Linked DNA regions of Homo sapiens: region 1 is linked to region 2. Evidence: chromatin contacts called from ENCODE Hi-C or POLR2A ChIA-PET data. All regions are on one chromosome and are shown on one strand. Each heading gives the region's core, a stretch centred on a gene start or an enhancer-like site at or near the end of the contact. The rest is flanking DNA. Distances are from core to core; before and after follow the strand shown. Region 1 holds the start of LUCAT1 (lung cancer associated transcript 1). Region 2 overlaps ADGRV1 (adhesion G protein-coupled receptor V1).

Region 1 (6,523 bases), core at 2,473-4,972, 300 kb after region 2:
GTGACATGATCTCAACTCACTGCAGCCTCCGCCTCTCGGGTTCCAGCGATTCTCCTACCTCAGCCTCCCAGGTAGCTGGGATTACAGGCACGCACCACCATGCCCTGCTGATTTTTGTATTTTTAGTAGAGATAGGGTTTCACCATGTTGGCCAGGCTGGCTTACGAACTCCTGACCTCAGGTGATCAGCCCGCTTAGGCCTCCCAAAGTGCTAGGATTACAGGCGTGAGCCACCGCACTGGCCGTAATTTCTTTTCTCTTCCTTTCTCTGCTTCTTTCTTCTCTTCTTCTCTCCCTTCTTCCTTTCCTTCCGCCCTCCTTTCTTCCTTCTCTCCTTCTTTCTTTTCATGTATCTATTCAACAAACAAGTATTTAGAGCAGGAGTGTTCAATCTTTGGTTTCCTTGGGCCACATAGAAGAATTGTCTTGGGCCACACATAAAATACATGAACACTAACAATAGCTGATGGACTAAAACACATACACACAAATCTTATAATGTTTTAAGAAAGTTTACAAATTTGTGTTTGGCTGCATTCAAAGCCATCCTGGGCCACATGTGGCCCGTGGGCCTTGGGTTGGACAAGCTTGATTTAGAGCCTCCTTTATGCAACGCCAGGTGCTAGATGCTGGGGCTGCATGGTGAACAGAGGAAGGCCCCTGCCCCGGGAGACACAGCTTGATTCCCTTATGGTGTAGAACACATGAGCCATGAGGTCAGGAGCTGTGGGGTCTTGTTCACCACTGTACCCTCTACCCCTACCTAGCACAGCACATGGCAATAAGTACATGCTCAAAAATACTCTGAGTGAGTGAATACAAGTTGAGTGCTGCCACACTGATTAAAGGGTGCTCTTGAAGTCCCTCAGCTGGTAAATGCCACCCTGCAGACTGCCCAAGTTCCCCTCAGGAAAAACAGAACCAGTGTACATTCAGATCTTAAGAGTGGTCATCCGGAATACGTACCTTATGAAAAAGTAAGGATATTCAGGTTCAGTAATGATATACTTGGTTTGCAAATAACACACGTTCGTTTTCATGTTGCTAAAGACTCCTTGCTAGGAAACGAAACACTTGTAATTTAATATGCAATGTTCTCAAGAGTCTGAGGCCAAACCACCTCAAGCTGTGAATGCCTTGGCTCTGAAGAGCCAGTCAGGGTCAGGGCAGGGCAGCACTTGGCCTGATGCTCCTCCAGAATAAACCAAACAGCCACAGGAAGTGGTTTCTGTGATTCAGTAGGTGGCACACTTCCTTTTGAGTCAGAACTGAATCACAGCTGTGAGAGGCGAAAAATACCTATTTCTTTATCCCATACTTTTTCCCTATTCCCAGTGGTAAATTTATCACAGACTGTCATATAATGTATCCTGTTTAGTTCCGCGTATTTAAGCAAACAAAAAAAATTTGGCAAATCAACTACGGGGAGGCAAGAAAGGAGGGGAAAACACAGCCGACTGGAATTAATCCAAACGTCATTATGTCGTCACAGGGCCATATTCTCAGAGGTGATTGAAAGAATTGCCACAGTGATTTTGCTGGGGTCATTCAGGCCCCTGGTTCTCTCAACTGGAGTCTGACCCATTTCCAGTGAAAGCAGTTAGATCACACTTACATAAACTGTGTTGCTTCAAATGGGCCTGCCCTCCTCTTCACTCACTGACCCTGGCTTGCTTCTTGGCATGTCTGCTGGAAGGCCATTCTCTGTCTGTCCCAGGCATGGCCCTAGTTCAGCTGCGGGTGAAATTATCCTGTTCTGAATGTACTGAATGCTGCTGGCAATGCTGTAAATTGTTGTGAGGCTTAAGGAAAAACCCTGTAGATATCAACAAGTCATAAAAACAGGCGTATTTTCTCTTCGTCTCTTTCCCACTGTGTGTTTTATTCTTCAATATTAACAGTTCTGGGAATGTAAATGTATTTAACTATATTTTCCTCTGATGAACTAGATTTTAGTATATAATTTGTGGCTTCCTTCCATACCAATTTGTTCATATTGATAGCATGCTTCAGAACAAAGCTTCAGAGCTCAGGCTATACATCCTATAACACTCTTGGAAGACCAGTAACCAGACTGGAACCAGAAATCTTATTGCCATGTTAATATGTCATTTTCCTTCTGTGAAATATTCCAATAATGTAAAGAATGCAAGATTCAAAGTCACATAGACCCATGTACACGTTCAATCTACACCAAAGTTTGTGGAGCTGTGTGACCTTCAATAAGTCTCTTAACCTCTCTGAGCCATAATTTCCTCAGTCTGAAAAATGGGATGCTAACATAAGGCCAACATTACAGTGAGAACTAAATAAAACTTTTACATAGTGTCTAGGACAGCTCCTAGCTCATATTTAGTGTTTAAAATAAGCCTCTGATCTTTCTCTTTATTTACAATACCTTTTCATTGGGAGATGAGGACAGCATTTGGACACAACTGTACAGGCACGCTAAGTCTCATCCTTCCAAAGACGTCAGTCACATTCAGCCCCTTTAGCAGTTTCATCAACAGCATGTATAGCACATGTGATAGCAAACAGCAAGTTGGATTCCTTAATAAAGCAGTAAAGAAGGTCAGCCAGGATGTAGGCTTTAAAGCCAAGGCCAGCTCTTCTGGGCAGGACAGTTGTGGCTGATGTATGACAGCCAAATGTAATGAGAGTCCTCATTTGACATATTGAAGCGAGCACCTCAAGGATGGGCAGGGAAAAGAACCATCAGCAGTACTCACCACCAGAGCAGCAGTGAGTGCCCAGGTCAAACTGGACAAGGGCTGGCAGACAGGTGGAAATGTGAGTACATCGTTAGATTTGAAAAGGCCTTTGGCAGGGCACAGTGGCTCACGCCTGTAATCCCAGCATTTTGGAAGGCCAAGGCGGGTGAATCATGAGGTCAGGAGAACGAGACCATCCTGGCTAACACGGTGAAACCCCGTCTCTACTAAAAATGCAAAAAATTACCTGGGTGTGGTGGCGGGCGCCTGTAGTCCCAGCTACTCAGGAGGCTGAGGCAGGAGAATGGCGTGAACCCGGGAGGTGGAGCTTGCAGTGAACCGAGATCGCGCGCCACTGCACTCCAGCCTGGGCGACAGAGCGAAACTCTGTCTCAAAAAAAAAAAAAGAAAAGAAAAGCCCTTTTAAAATGTCCATCCTCCCATAACCCTTTGAAGCCTCCCACGTCCCCCCAGTTCCTCCCAAATGGCATATAAAAAGGGTGATGGCTTTTAGACAAAGGCAGTAGTACTCCCCAAACAGTTAAGGTCCAGAACATCATCTTGTATATACCTGTCTTAGAGCTATCACGTTGTGTACTGGAGTTTCCTGATTACATGACAGACTCCTCTGCTAGACAAACTCCTGAAGACAAGGAGGGGTTCTTATTCATCCTTTAGCCAAACCTTACCTGTAGCTCAGCATGTAGCCCATGGTAGATGCTGAACCAATTTTGTTAACGTGAGAGAAATACAAGAAAGCCAAGTCAGAAATACCATTGTTGCTGTTAGAAAACTTCAAAGAGGAATTTGTGGTCTCTGGTGCCAAGGTCCCATAAGAGTTCCAGCTGGGTGAGCTTCTTGTGAGGAAAGGAGCCAGAAGTCAGAACACATAGTGTGACAATATGAGAGAAAAGAGGATGAAAGCTGTTCTTAAATTGCACCTGTCTAAGGCAATCCGAGCTTGACACATGGTTTCTGGAGGTCTGGGCATTGTCTGAGTGGAGTGTTGATTGTATGTCTCCTGGAGCCTTCTGTTTAAATAACTGCCAGAGCAGGATGACTCAGCAGCCGGAGGATGAGATGCTCTTGATCTGCCGTCCTCTTTAAGTGACAAATCACATTGCCCTGGGTGTCTGTGGCAATCTCTGATATGACACACTCCTTCCTGCCAGCCCATCAACCAGGGTGGCAAGTCACAGTTACTAATCTGGAGACGGCTGAAAATTGCTGACAGGCAAGATCCCATGCTCCAAGTGTAGAGAATCATCTTTAAAATGAACTCTTGTCAATCTTGTCAATAGATTTTCTTTTTTTTTTTTCTTTTTTGAGATGGAGTCTCACTCTGTAGCCAGGCTGGAGTACAGTGGTGTGATCTTGGCTCACCGCAACCTCCACCTCCCGGGTTCAAGTGATGCTCCTGCCTCAGCCTCCCCTGGTAGCTGGGACTACAGGCGCATGCCACCACACCCAGCTAATTTTTGCATTTTTAGTAGAGACGGGGTTTCACCATGTTGCCCAGGCTGCTCCGGAACTCCTGACCTTAGGTGATCCGCCCACCTCAGCCTCCCAAAGTGCTGGGATTACAGGCGTGAGCTACCACGCCCAGCCTAGATTTTGTTACTGAGACTGAGTCTCACTCTGTTGCCCAGGCTGGAGTGCAATGGTGTGATCTTGGCTCAGTGCAACCTCTGCCTCCTGGGTTCAAGCAATTCTCTTGCTTCAGCTTCCTGAGTACCGGGGATTACAGACGCCTGCCACCACACCTGGCTATTTGTATTTTTAGTAGAAACGAAGTTTCGCCATGTTGGCCAGGCTGATCTCAAACTGCTGACCTCAAGTGATCCGCTCGCCTCGGCCTTCCAAAGTGCTGGGATTCTAGGCATGAGCCACGGCACTCAGCCTTGTTTCTGAAATGTAGAGACTGATTTTACATTTCTAGTCTGTCTCCATATCAAAGACTCCCTATTGTCTTCAGGATAAAGTCGAAATTCAATATCCTGACCATTAGGGTCCTATAGGAACTTATCTATACCTACCTTCCTAGCATAATAGAATCTTAACTTGTTTTGCTTTTTTTTCTACTTGATATCGGCTTACTTCTGTTTGTTTCTTTGTTTTTGTCCCTGGCAGATAAATGGTGACAGGACAAAGCTTTAAGAACGTGGCCTAGAGGCCAGGTGTGGTGGCTCACTCCTATAATCCCGGTACTTTGGGAGGCCGGAGCATGCAGATCACTTGAGATCAGGAGTTGGAGACCAGTCTGACCTAACATGGTGAAACCCTGTCTCTACAAAAAATCCAAAAAATCCAGATGTGTTGGTGCACTCCTATAATCCCAGCTACTCGGAGGCTGAGGCAGTAGAATCGCTTGAACCTGGGAGATGGAGGTTGCAGAGAGCCCAGATCACCCCACTGCACTCTAGCCTGGGTGATGGAGCGAGACTCCTTCTGAAAGGAGAAGAAGGGGAAGGGGAAGAGGAAAAAGGGGAAGGAGAAGAAGGGGAAAGGGAAGGGGGAAAAAAAGAAAAGAGAAAAGTGGCCTAGGAGGAAATCCTACCTAGTAGCTATTTCCTGAAAATTGCAGAAGTTACCATTATTAAAATTTAGTAGGCTGGGTATGGTGGCTCACACCTATAATCCTAGCACTTTGGGAGGCCGAGGTGGGAGGATCTCTTGAGCTCAGGAGTTTAAGACCAGCTCAGGCAAGAGTGACACCCCTGTCCTTACAAAAATATCAAAAAATTAGCTGGATATGGTGGCATGCACCTGTGTTCCCAGCTACATGGGAGGCTGAGGCTGGAAGATGACCTAAGCCCAGGAGATGGAGGCTGTGGTGAGCCATGATCATACCACTGCACTCCAGCCTGGGTGACAGAAAGAGACCCTGTCTCAATATAAGTAAATAAATAAATAAATATAAAATTTAGTAGCACAGTACTTTCATGTTGGTCATTAAAGAGCAGTATTCTCTAGATTTTTTTGTTTGACAAATGTTGGTCAACTTTCAAGTAGGGATTCAAGGATAGCTTAGATACGAGACTCAAAAACTATACCTATAGGAACAGAAAACTTAAATTTGTGATTTGGACTAGCTGCTCTGTGCTATGCCCGAAATAAGCTAAATAGGTTTCTAACTTTTTTGTTTGTTTGAGATGGAGTCTCGCTCTGTCACTCAGGCTGGAGTGCAGTGGCATGGTCTCGGCTCACTGCCTCCCAGGTTGAAGCGATTCTCCTGCCTCAGCCTCCTGAGTGGCTGGGATTACAGGTGCACACTGCCACACCTGGCTAATTTTTTATTCTTTTTGGTAGCGATGGGGTTTTACCATGTTGGCCAGGCTGGTCTCGAACTCCTGACCTCAAGTGATCCACTCGCCCAAAGTGCTGGGATTACAGGTATAAGCCACCACACCCAGCTGGTTTCTAACACACTTTTAAGCATTATAAATGCTTTAACTTGTCTGCAAGGGCTGATTCAAATTTCGGATTATGTTTTTGCAACCCCTGGTTCAGATCAAAGGAATGACAATCCACACTATCCATAACCCCACTATTCACCTCTACACCATCCTTCCTACTCACTGCAAACCGTTTTCTAACAGGAATTTCCTTGGCTACATAAGTATTGTCTCTGGCGAACAAGGACTTTGGGTCACACATTTTGTGTTTCCTCAGAGTTTAGTCCAGTGGGTCCTGTCCACACTGTGGTGCTTAACACTATTGACTTGATTTGACTTTGAAAGAGGAGCTCTCCACTTACCTCCAACCTTTGCAGATTCCACTCAAGGATAATTGTGAATTGTGGTTTTTTATTT
Region 2 (7,411 bases), core at 4,893-7,392:
TTTGGATTTGTCTTCTCTTCACAGTTGTGTGTCTGTTTCTCTTTCTTCCAGAGTTATCAGTTTCCTTATTTAGTCATCTTCACCCTAATAAGTGGCAAACAAGCACTACTGCCTAGATTCTAGGGAATTTCACTCCACATTTTACCTCATCTATTTAGAACATTATGATGTTCAGAATACTTTTGTAGACACTCTATATGTATTAACATATTAATACATTGTGTATATATCCAACATCTCTAATCTATAAAACTAGAAAATGGTGAATTTAAATTTCTGTGTTCTTTCTCTAACTAGTATCATCATTATCAAGTTATATGTTTACGACATTGCCGGTATTTTCCATTCACAAAGGCTTTTCCCATTTAGATTTGATAAGGCCAGGGGGGAAAAAAAAAAGCAATGCTAACAGAAATGGTTTCGTGGTTAATAAAGCTACTTTATTAGCTTGGAATTGCATTTCATGGATAGTAGTAGCAATTAACCAATTTATCCATTTACACCAAAACACTTCTCCCTGGGAAATGAGCTACAATCTCCTTCAATACTGAAAATTCCCCCAGGTATCTGAGCACTTCATTCCCCACCCCTCTCTTCACGGCCAATAAAATTACCCTTTCTTTTTGATTAACCATTATAGTGTATCTCACATTTAACCTTTCCTTTTCATTCCCACTATTACTGCTTAAATCCAGGACCTGAAATACAAACGACTTCAATAGCTTGCTAACCGTGTTCAGTTTTTCTTTACACTGGGGCTAAGTTGTTCTACCTTCCTCTATTGCCAATTCACCTGGTAGCTGGTTTCCTACTTACTTCTAAACAAAATTTGATTTCCCTTAAACCAGTGTTCAAGGTCCCTGGATACCTTTCAGCTTGGTCTACAACTGTTAGACATTCCGTTTATTCCAGTCTGGTTGGAATACTTGTTATTATTCCCCATTGAACAACTTACGCTTTCCTTTCTCCGCCCATTTTCTTATACCATTTATATTAATAAGTTGCCTTCAGTTCTCCTTTATAATCTATTAAAATCATATTCTTTAGACCTTTAAATTATTTAGGGTTCCATGACCTTCTAGAAGCCTTGCTTTATTTCCATTATAGCTGGGTTCTTTCCCCTATGAATAGCTATTTATTTGAACCATCTTATGACACTTACCACATATTTTCTTGTATCATCATTTATGTAGCTCTCCTCCCATTACTTTCTTTATTTCCTATGTGTCAAGTAATGTGCTCAATGCTGAGGGAAAAGTGGAAAACAAAAAGCAGTTTTCTCCCTCTTGAGACAGGGTCCATGGTAATGTATATTCATAAATGTTTAAAATACATAATTATATATATGTTTTTAATTCCTTTTTAAACTTTTATTTTAGGTTCAGGGGTACATGTGAAGGTTTGTTATACAAGTAAATTTGTGTCATGAGGGGTTGTTTTACATATTATTTCAAGTATTAAGCCTATTACTTGATAGTTATTTTTTTCTGTTCCTCTCCCTCCTCCCACCTCCACCTTCAAGTAGACACCAATGTCTGTTGTTCCCTTCTTTGTGCTCATGAGTTCTCATCATTTAGCTCCAATTTATAGGTGAGAATATGCAGTATTTGGTTTTCTCTTCTTGCGTTAGTTTGCTAAGGATGATAGCTTCCAGCTCCATCCTTGTTCCCACAAGAAAAACACATGATCTTGTTCTTTTTTATGGCTATATAGTATTCCATGGTGTATATGTATCACATTTTCTTTATCCAATCTGTCATTGATGGCATTTAGGTTGATTCCATGTCTTTGCCATTGTGAACAGTGCTGCAATGAACATTCACATGCATGTGTCTTTATGATAGAATGATTTCTATTCCTATGGATATCATACCCAGTTGAATGATAGATCTGCTTTTAGCTCTTTGAGGAATCACCATACTGCTTTCCACAATGGTTGGACTAATTTACATTAGCACCAACAGTGTATAATTGTCCCCTTTTCTTGGCAACCCTGACAGCATCTGTTATTTTTTGCCTTTTTAATAATACCTGTTCTGACTGGTGTAAGATGGTATCTCATTGTGGTTTTGATTTGCATTTCTCTAATGATCAGTGATACTGAGCTTTCTTCATATGCCTGTTGGCCACATGTATGTCTTCTTTTGAAAAGTGTATGTTCATGTCCTTTGCCCATTTTTTAGTGGGGTTGTTTGCTTTCCTCTTGTAAATTTAAGTTCCTCATAGATACTGAGTATTAGACCTTTGTCAGATGCATAATTTGAATTTTTTTCTCCCATTCTATAGGTTGTCTGTTTTCTCTGTTGATAGTTTCTTTTGCTGTGCAGAAGCTCTTAAGTTTCATTAGATCACATTTGTCAATTTTTGCTTTTGTTGAGATTGCTGTTGTTGTCTTTGTCATGTAATCTTTGCTATTTCTATGTGTAGGGTGGTATTGCCTAGGTGGTTTTCCAGGGATTTTATAGTTTTGGGTTTTACATTAAGTTTTTAATTCATCTTGAATTGATTTTTGTGTATGGTGTAAGGAAGCAGTCCAGCTTCAATCTTCTGCGTATGGCTAGACATTTATCCCAGCACCATTTATTGAATAGGGAGTCTTTTCCCAATGGTATGTTTTGGTCAGCTTAGTTAAAGATCAGATGATCCTAGGTATGTGGCCTTATTTCTGGGCTCTCTATTTTGTTCCGTTGGTCTATGTGTCTGTTTTTATACCAGTACCATGCTGTTTTGCTTACTGTAGCCTCATAGGCAATCCCATTCACAATTGCCACACACACACACACACACACACACACACACACACACACCCCTAGACATACAGCTAACCAGGGAGGTGAAAGAACTCCCGGGGCTGAAGCCTACTTGATCATGGTGGATTGGCTTTTTGATGTGCTGTTGAATATGGTTTGTAAGTATTTTATTGAGGATTTTTGCATCGATGTTTATCAAGGATACTGTGCTGAAGTTTTTCTTTTGTTGTTTCTCTGCCAGGTTTTGGTATCAGGATGATGCTGGCCTCATAGCATGAGTTGGAGAGGAGTCCTTCCTCCTCAATTTTTTTGAATAGTTTCAATAGAAATAGTACCAGCTCTTCTTTGTACATCTGGTAGAATTTGGCTGTAAATCCATCAGGTCCTGGGAGTTTTTTTGTTTTTTGTTTTTTTTTGGTTGGTAGGCTATTTATTACTGACTCAATTTTGGAGCTTGTTATTGGTCTGTTCAGGGAATTTATTTCATCCTGATTCAGTCTTGGGAAAGTATATGTGTCCAGGAATTTATCCATCTCTTCTAGGTTTTCCAGTTTGTATGCAAAGGTGTGTTTGTAGTAGTTTCTGATGGTAATTTTTATTTCTGTGAGGGGCAGTGGTAACATCCCCTTTGTCATTTCTAATTGTGTTTATTTGGATCTTTTTTCTTCTTTATTAATCTAACTAGCGGCCTATATATCTTATTAATTTTTTCAAAAAACCAACTCCATCTTTCGAATGGTTTTTTTGTGTCTTGATATCTTTCAGTTCAGCTGGGATTTTGGTTGTTTCTTGTCTTCTGCTAGCTTTGGGGTTCCTTTGTTCTTGCTTCTCTAATATTTGAGTCGTGATGTTTGACTATTAATTTGAGATCTATCTAACTTTTTGATGTGGGCATTTAGTGCTATGAATTTCCCTCTTAACACTACCTTACCTGTGTCTCAGAGTTTCTGGCATTTTGTATCTTTGTTCTCGTTAGTTTTGAAGAACTTCTTGATTTCTCTGTTAATTTCATTTTTTTACCCAAAAATCATTTAGGAGCATATTGTTTAATCTGCATGTAATTGCATGGTTTTGAGCAATTGTCTTAGTCTTGACTTCTGTTTTTACTGCACTGTGGTTTGAGAGTGTGTTTGGTATGATTGTGGTTCTTTTGCATTTACTGATGATTGTTTTATGTCCAATTATGTGGTAGATTTTAAAGTATGTGCCATGTGGCGATGAGAAGAATGTATATTTTGTTGTTTTTGGGTGGAGAGTTCTGTAGAGGTCTAGCAAATCCATTTGGTCCAACTTTGAGTTCAGGTCCCGAATATCTTTGTTAATTTTCTGCCTCAATGGTCTATCTAATACTGTCAGTGGAATGTTGAAGTCTCCCATTATTGTTGTGCGGGAGTCTATGTCTCTTTGTAGGTTTCTAAGAACTTGTCTTATGAACCTAGGTGCTCCTGTGTTGGGTGCATATATATTTAGGATAGTTAGGTCCTTTAGGTGAATTAAACCCTTTACCAATATTTAATGCCCTTATTTGTGTTTTTTAGTCTTTGTTTGTTTAAAGTCTGTTTTGTCTGAAATTAGAATCGCAACTTCTGCTTTTTTCTGTTTTCCATTTGCTTGGTAGATTTTCTTCCATCTCTCTATTTTGAGCCAATGGGTGTCATTATGTGTGAGATGACAGCGTACAATTGGGGCTTGCTTTTTTATCTGGTTTGCCACTGTGCCTTTTAAATGGGGCATTTAGCTTGTTTACATTCAAGGTTATTATTGATATGTTTGGATTTGGTCCTGTCATTGTGGTGTTAGCTGGTTATTATGCTGGCTTGTTCGTGAAGTTGCTTTATAGTGTCACTGATCTGTGTATTTAAGTGTGTTTTGTATTAGCTGGTAACAGTCTTTCTCTATTTAGTGCTCCTTTCAAGATCTCTTGTAAGGCAGGTCTGATGGTAATGAACTCCCTCAACATTTGCTTATTTGAAAAAGATCTTATTTCTCCTTTATGTAGGAAGCTTAATTTGGCTGGATGTGAAATTTTAGTTGAAGATTTTTATATTTTTTAAATTATTAATCAGCCTTTAATTGGCTAATTTGGACCATGCCATGCCTTAACAATGACAAACAATATCTTGTGTTTTTTAAGGATTTATTCATTATCTGGTTTCAGGTATTGTGTGGTAGGAAGTTCTTTAGAAATTACCAGACCCTGGAGGGTCCTTGTTCTTACACACTCTAGCCCCCATCCTAGTTCTCAGTCCCTGCAAGCTTCACACACATGTGAACAAATGCAGAGAAAAATTACTTGTGACCCAGGTCATTTACCTGGTCTCTTTTTCTGTCTTAATTTCCTTAAGCTGATTATTGATTACAAAGAAAACCTCTGGACTTTGGAGGTAGGGGAAATGCTGGCCAATATTTCATGAAAACCATTCACTGTCCTCTGCATCATTAGTAGAAGAAACAGACATGCAATCCTATAAGCCTACCAAAGGTCAGATTGATGAATTTTAGGTATCCTGTGGCAAATGGTGAAAATCAGAGATGACGCTCACCTGCTCCAGCTTGAGGATATAGACTAAGTTAAAATGGAATAAAAGATAATGTGACCAAAGAAAAGAAAGTCATTTAGTTCATTTTTTTGTTGTTCATCAATTCAATAAATATTTTTTAAGCACCTTCTATGTGCCAATTGCTCTAGTAGACACTAGAGATACAGTAATAAAAGTAGTCCCTGATATTAATCCTTGGTGTTAGTAAAAAGAGAAAGTACAGGGATGAAAAGGGAAGCTAATGAGGGAACAGAGAAACAGAGAAGAGAACTTTAACATTGATCTAGACTGTAATATGATTGGAAGACGTAGGGATATTCAGGATATAAACTGAAGAGTTCCAATGGGAGAACCGTTTATGAAATCATTGTTCCATTGCACTCAGTAGTACCAAGCAGTCCACAAGAATTGACACACATTTCAAACATGACTTACTACAAGCATGGCTTTCAAAATGGATATATGTGACTCATGAAGAGCCTTGTTCAATCTACTATTGCTAAACTTTCAATTTTGACATATTTTTCATTAAGAGGTGCTGTTCTGTCTTGCAATACTGATTGACCAGCCGCCAAACCACATGAACTACATTTGGACCACAATTGGCAGAATGTATTCTAATGTGAAAGATAATACAGCAAGTACTTCTTTGTAATTCCATGTTCAAAATGAAAGTATAAAATAAGCACCAAAAAAAAAATGATAAATTTTCCATTTAAAATGTACCAGTGGATCTGTGGGGGTCTATGAAATGTCTTTTGCTTTCCTATCTGAAGGAGAGCTCAAGTTGTTTATATTGTGCTGTTACTTCAGCAGTGAGTCAGGAACACTTTATCCTCCCGTGGCATGAATACAGGGGGTGATTGCAGGCAAAACAACCAGTCAGAGCAATTATTACATGCTCTTTGGAACTCTGTGCTGTGCCTCTTGGTAAATAGGATTTTATGATAAAAGCATCAAGATGTAGACATGTCACCAGTGATGTGAATTGTTGTTAAGTAGAGTTATAAGGTACAAATGTATGTATGCCCTTGGATGTGAATTTACCCCCAGGACAATGTTTTCCAGTGTGTGGTTTCCAGGTGACTTGTATCACTAGAAAATTTCGATTTCTAGTCTCCTACAGAGATTCTTATTTCTCAGGTCTAGTGTGGGCCCTGGGTGTCAGCACTTTGAACAAGTCCTCAGAGGATTCTAATGCAGATTGAGGTTTGAAAGCTATGGACCTAGAAGAAAAAGAATCACTTCCAATCAGTCAACATAACTAAATTGTTAACAGAAAACTATAATTTTATATATTCAGCAGTATAAAGTATATATGATATTCTGAAAGAATGTAAAACAAATATATTATATTGAGAGTATTCATAATCTACCCTACTATGTTTTTAACAAGTACATGCTGGATCTTCTATATTCACTTAGAAAAAGAAAATGATATACAGAGACCTAATAAAGAACCTGGTTCTGAAAGGGAAGGAAATACCTTTTCTGAAAGTCTCTGAGCATCTTTTCTCTCTTCTGACCTTGTCTGTTCTGAAAGATGAATGTCCTACAGGCAATCCCAGGGGGTCTTCCTAGACTGCAATTCTCCCTGCCCTTAAATATGTGGAGTTAACTGAAGCTCCAGACAGCTCAGCTCCAGATGAATTTCTCAAACAGTTCCTTCTGCTGTCCCGGGACCTGGCCAGAGATTCCATGGGAGATGCCTTTGGTAAACTGGATATGGGAGATTTACATAGCAGCATAGTGGGAGAGAGGTTTTGGCAGAGCCTCTTCAAGAGAAGTGTTGAAAGAAAAGCTGAGATTTATGTTACACAGTATCTTGACCTCAAGTAGTGTTTGCTTTGGGTTCTTAGGTGTGAAAGGCAACTTTTGCATTTCTAAAAAGAAGAAACTTGTAGGTCTTGCATACCATGTTTGCCCTAAGTCAGCTAAAGGGGAAAATGCAACTGGACATTCATACAAATAAATTAAGAAATTAATCTTAAATCCTTTTGTTAAATAGTCACATTTGGATTCCTTTATGAAGCTGTCTTCTAAAGCAGAGTTATACTGATTCAATAAATAAATATCCCTATATTTGATGAAGCAAACTTAGGATTCATGCTAATACAAATG

Evidence for each region. A loop is a pair of places that touch in the nucleus more often than their neighbours do. ChIA-PET counts read pairs that join two places held with the same protein, here RNA polymerase II (POLR2A). Pooled maps may share reads with other maps.
Region 1: a map of gastrocnemius medialis shows a loop between it and region 2 (15-fold over the local background). The contact joins the promoter of LUCAT1 here to the enhancer-like site in region 2. A Hi-C loop is called at or near these places in 2 of 168 maps with a recorded cell type or tissue (HepG2 and gastrocnemius medialis) and 1 of 50 pooled maps. POLR2A ChIA-PET finds 5 or more read pairs at or near these places in 3 of 52 experiments (Panc1, WTC11 and activated T-cell).

The regions. Positions count from the first base shown.
Region 1 is chr5:91,310,680-91,317,202 of GRCh38, forward strand. LUCAT1 (lung cancer associated transcript 1) reads right to left here and starts at 3,723. Exons shown (of 5, transcript NR_103548.1): 1 at 3,401-3,723; 2 at 2,959-3,098; 3 at 2,399-2,550. RefSeq lists enhancers at 597-1,796, 1,159-1,703, 3,148-4,347, 3,235-4,022.
Region 2 is chr5:91,011,369-91,018,779 of GRCh38, forward strand. The region is part of intron 85 of ADGRV1 (adhesion G protein-coupled receptor V1); the gene reads left to right. Among named protein-coding and RNA genes, the nearest start is that of LUCAT1, 300 kb to the right of the region's middle. Within about 2 kb of position 6,143, at least 4 of the 41 ENCODE cell types and tissues checked have a DNase peak (open chromatin) inside an H3K27ac peak, as active enhancers do; they include gastrocnemius medialis, where a contact is called at or near this core.